Linked DNA regions of Homo sapiens: region 2 is linked to region 1. A link is an interaction called in ENCODE POLR2A ChIA-PET data of the cell type or tissue named here. Cell type or tissue: Caco-2. All regions are shown on one strand.

Region 1 (2,500 bases):
TCATAATTTTTATTAGATAATGTTCTTCCAATTCAAGCTTTCAACATAACATGGAAAACTGTATTCTAAATTTCAAACTTCTTTATTTCTTATGTCAACATTTTCTGTCAAGGAGTTATCTACTAATAACAAATTATTTTACCTTAAAGAATTGAAGAAAACTGAACACTAAAACATCATAGCACTACTTCAGAAATAAGCTGACAAAACTCACATGAACAAAAGCCATCAAGTATTAAAGCCTTGTTCAACCTAACTACTTCCTCCTGGTTTTTAAATGAACCTAGTTTTAACCCAACCAAAGTCTACAAAAGGAGCCTTTTACAACTCAGCAATTCCCTAGGTGTTCCAAACTTCATGATATTTCCTGAAATTTATTAATTATAAGGTGAACTATTAATTCTACATCTAGAGTAGTACCATTTTCTTTGATCTGTGAAATTCAGTATTTTCAGTTTAACAGTTTCATTCTTATCTTTACAGTTCTGAAACGCGGAAATACTGTATACTGAGTTCATGAAGATACTGGATGCACTTTCATTGACATTTCCCATTTAACTTTTAGATCATAAAAGAATCATGAGCTAGATGATGACATCTCAAGATCCTAAAATTGCTGACACTAAATTTTTTAACATAATTAACACTAGAAAGTAAGTTTCAAAAGAGCAGGGGCTTCTGTTTTATTTAGTGGTTAATCCCCAATACCTAGAACAGAACACCGCAACAGCAGGTTTTCCATTTAAGTGTTCTAAGAATGAATGAATACATGATAGACACAGTAATCACCCAGCTTAAACCTTGAAAATTTCTTTCATTCTACGGTCTCACCCGTCAAATCCTGATGATTTTTCCTTGGAGATGCTCCTTGTATCTGCCCTTTCTATGCCATTGCCTGAGCTCCTATGTTCACTCATATTCTCATCTCATGCCTCGATTTTAAGAATCCTCTTTCCCATCTTTCAGATTCCAGACTCTACCCCTTCAAACACACATTTTTTAATGCACTGCTTTCATGGAGTCTCTTCCCTGCATATGTTCTCAATGCTCTTTCTACAGACTTGTTTCCATGCCTTTTTCCCTTCTCCATGTGACCTAGCCCACTATCAAGGTCTAGCTCCAGTCTTCATTCCTTCGGGAAGTTCTGGGCTGACTTTCCTAGTCTTCACGGTCCTTTACTATAATGCTGCCAAGAAGTGGAAAGGAAACTCAAAATGGGGAAAGTCCTCCCCATAACCTCTCCTGTTCAATTCCCAGAAGGAAAACTGGAGGCTTCAGGATGGGTAAGATACAGGGCCACTGAGTTGAGGGACCAAGATCTAAATTCCAATCTTAATGGCTCCAGAGGCTACCCACTGTGCCATGCTACCTGTATGTTCTTGCCTCATCCAGTCTATATCACAACGTTTTTATTACTCAAGGACTTATTACTGACTTTAACCCCTAAGTAGGTAGTAAGTCTGAAAACAGAGTCCATACCTTTTTAAAAAATATTAACTTTGTGGCTTCCTCATATGCAGATACAATAAAGAATGAATGAAGAATGTCAATGAAAGCTCCACTGCTAGACTGACTGTGAAGAGAAACTAACACTTAGAAGGCCTAAAGCTACAAGATGTCAAGTTCATTTGGTTAAGGCAAGGTCAGTGCTATGGCTTATCAAAGTGGCACAGGTTAACTATGTCAAATGATTAGTGTGGATCACCCCAGCACAAGCCTATTTTAATTACAAACTAGGTAATGTTGAGAGCAGGGTTTGATGAAAGGAGGAGGAAATATAATCAAAATTTGCAGGCATGATGAAACCATGTTTGCCACACTAGCCATGTTACCCAAAGAATCAAGGAACAACTGACCTGTAAGAATGTTTTGAAGTTTTAATTGCCACAGAGAAGACAAATGTCACAGTAAGCATAGGCCAACTAATTTCTTTCTTGCTTTCCTTCTCTCTCTCTTTTTAGAGGAAGGAGGGTGCAGAGGGAAGGAGTTAGTTTTAGAACTACTAAAAGTTTTAAATGTCAATCGTAAGTCTTTACTGGAAAAACGAACTATTCTCTTGTAACTTGAATAAGCTTCTCTGCTGTGTGACACCTCCAGAATACTCTCTCTCAAGATCCCACACTTTACTAATATAAACAGGTTAACAGAAAATGCAGGATTGGGGCTAGGCGTGGTGGCTCACGCCTGTAATCCCAGCACTTTGGGAGGCCAAGGCAGGCGGATTACGAGGTCAGAAGTTCGAGACCAGCTTGGCCAGCATGGTGAAACCCCATCTCTACTAAAAATACAAAAATGAGCCAGGCGTGGTAGTGCACGCCTGTAGTCCCAGCTACTCGGGAGGCTGAGGCAGGAGAATCACTGGACCCGGGGAGGCAGAGGTTGCAGTGAGCCAAGATTGCGCCACTCACTCCAGTCTAGGTGACAGAGTGAGACTCCATCTCAAAAAAAAAAAAAAAAAAAAAAAGAAAGAGAAAAAGAAAATGCAGGATTTGGAGAAAAC
Region 2 (2,500 bases), 91 kb before region 1:
CTGCAAAGGCCAGGCATGCCGTGGGCGTCCCAGAGCAACAGCTCTTCATGCCACCCTCATCTGTCGTCTGTTCTCTGTTGGCTGGTGTCGGGCTGCCAAGAACACTGTGACAGTTGGGACTGTGTGGGCCTCACCCTGTGATAACTAAATCACAAGCAAATATCTCCTGGCCATGACCTTGTTCAGCTGCAGGCCTCTCCTGGGGATGACCTGACCTTGGCGCACTCCTCTCTGAAGTCTGCAGGCTGAAATAAACCACTGTTGGATGGCTGAAGGGGTTCTACATGCTGCGGGTTAAAATTCCTTCCCTGGGAAGGGGAGGTGCTTGTTTCTATCTATCAGGGTCACCCTTAGAAACATGCCCTGACATTCACTTCCCCAGCATTGGTTCACAACACCAGTGAGCTCCAAAAGGAGGTCTGCTCCAAAGGCACCCCAGGTTCTGCCATTAGACTCACTGTTCCACACACATTCATTTGAAGTTCCCATCCAGTGCATAAGGATGGGAAGACACTCTGCTAAATATCTGTCCCGGGAAATATGGAGTGTTCATAAAGAATGCAGATTTCTGGCTTGTCTTGGGAAACCAGGAGATCTGGGAAAACCAAGTTAATTCTACCCAGAAAGGATGAGGGGGAGGTTGCATCCTCCTTTTTGGTACCTTTCATTAAGTAAAACTGACTTTTAGCCTGGGGATCAATCTGAGAACGCAGGTAACAGCGTAGCTGTGATGACCACATTTTTGCATATGCATCTGGGGGACATGTGGCCATTAGACTTCCTGCAAGCATTCTGTCTGGTCGAAGAGAGCACAGCCAGGTTTTGGAAGCAAAAGGCTCAGTCCTAGCTTGGTTATTTCCTTGCTGTGTGAGGACCTTGATCAACCTCCTTAACTCTCCAAGCCTCGGTTTTCTTATCTGCAAAATGGGCAAACAGTAATGCCTGCCTCATTGAGAAGGTAAGAGGAATAAAGGAAAGAATGTCAAATTCTTAGCACAGGGCCGCACTTAGTTGCTAAAACCTGCCACCCCCAAGCTAAGCACTTTACATGAATTAACTAATTTACTCCTCCCAACATCCTATGCATCATGAGGAATAAAGAGCAAGACAGGGCTGGGCGTGGTGGCTCACGACTGTAATCCCAGCACTTTGGGAGGCCGAGGTGGGCGGATCACAAGGTCAGGAGATCGAGACCACAGTGAAACCCCATCTCTATTAAAAATACAAAAAATTAGCTGGGCGCGGTGGCGGGTGCCTGTAGTCCCAGCTACTCGGGAGGCTGAGGCAGGAGAATGGCCTGAACTTGGGAGGCAGAGCTTGCAGTGAGCCGAGATTGCGCCACTGCACTCCAGCCTGGGCGACAGAGCAAGACTCCATCTCAAAAAAAAAAAAAAAAAAAAAAAAAAAAAGAGCAAGACAAATCCAACAGCAGTGTTTAGGAGGAACTGACTTTCAAGGAAAGATAGGGGCATGGATGATACTGCTCTTTCATCCCTGCTGCCCTTCAAGTCTAAGCGTCCACAGAGGAGCCCAGTGGTATTAAAATCATTACAACAATTCAAAACATTCAAAAACAAAACAAGACAAGACAAAGTATTTACAGCATGATTAGATAACCTAATCCACTACTGGGTGGCCCAGGGAGTTCACGGGTCACCGTGTAAATATTTTTGGGCAATAAAATAGTTACTGTTTTTGAGCATTTCCTAGATGCTGCACTGAATATTTTTTACTTATTGTCTTGCTTAAACCGCACAACGGTCCACAGGGATGGATGCATTGTTATCCCCATTATATAGAGGAAGAAACTGAGACTCCAAAGGATCAAGTAATTTAGCCACAGATGCCACCCATAAGGACGGACCATGCTTCCGACACACATAGGATGACTCCAACATCCTTGCTTTAGTTTCCCAAAGCTGCAGTTGGCTTGGACCAAGTGATGAGCTTTAAATCTGAGCTGGAGATAGCACCACCTCCTAGGGACATCTGCTGACAGCGGGGAGAGGAGTAGGGTTGTGGTGGGGGGAAATTAAGAAACAACTATTCAAAATCTGAATAGATCTTCCAAAGTTGCTCTCCTTTTATACAACATCCTTCTTTCTTCCTTCTCCCCTAGAGCTAAATACCTAAAAGAGTGAGCACAGTAGAATCAACTTTGGCTTGAATATGGTGTCCCTGAGTAAATACCAGCTGTGCGACAACCTTGAGTACATCTTTTTGGCTTAAGCAAAAAAAGGAGGGTGCAGGGGGAGGGGTGAGGCTAATGGCATGTATAATTGAAGAGTCCAGGGATACCCTAACTTCAGGTCAGTTTGACATAGGGGCTCAAACCTGTTTTCTCCCTCTCCATCTCTAATAGCTCTACTTCCAGAGGGTCGGCTCCACCTTAGAGGGGTTTTCCCTGCATGGTGGCAACATAGCTGCTGCAGCTCCTGCCCTACATCCTCCTAGATTCCTGTCTATCAGGAAAGTGCCGCAGTTCCAGCAGTCCCAGCAG

The links. ChIA-PET counts read pairs that join two places held together with the same protein. Peaks named below come from ENCODE experiments on the same cell type or tissue, not always from the same donor. Only the 100,000 strongest peaks of a DNase experiment are listed, where the experiment ranks them.
Region 2: POLR2A ChIA-PET joins it to region 1 with 5 read pairs; 5 of 35 experiments call an interaction of 5 or more read pairs at or near these places.

Annotation. Positions count from the first base shown.
Region 1 is chr3:72,793,661-72,796,160 of GRCh38, forward strand. All of the region lies in intron 9 of SHQ1 (SHQ1, H/ACA ribonucleoprotein assembly factor), which reads right to left. Among named protein-coding and RNA genes, the nearest start is that of SHQ1, 54 kb to the right of the region's middle. In Caco-2, no CTCF peak of the experiment used is centred here; no DNase peak of the experiment used is centred here.
Region 2 is chr3:72,702,456-72,704,955 of GRCh38, forward strand. All of the region lies in intron 2 of LOC105377161 (a long non-coding RNA gene), which reads right to left. Among named protein-coding and RNA genes, the nearest start is that of SHQ1, 140 kb to the right of the region's middle. In Caco-2, no CTCF peak of the experiment used is centred here; a DNase peak (open chromatin) is centred at 1,541.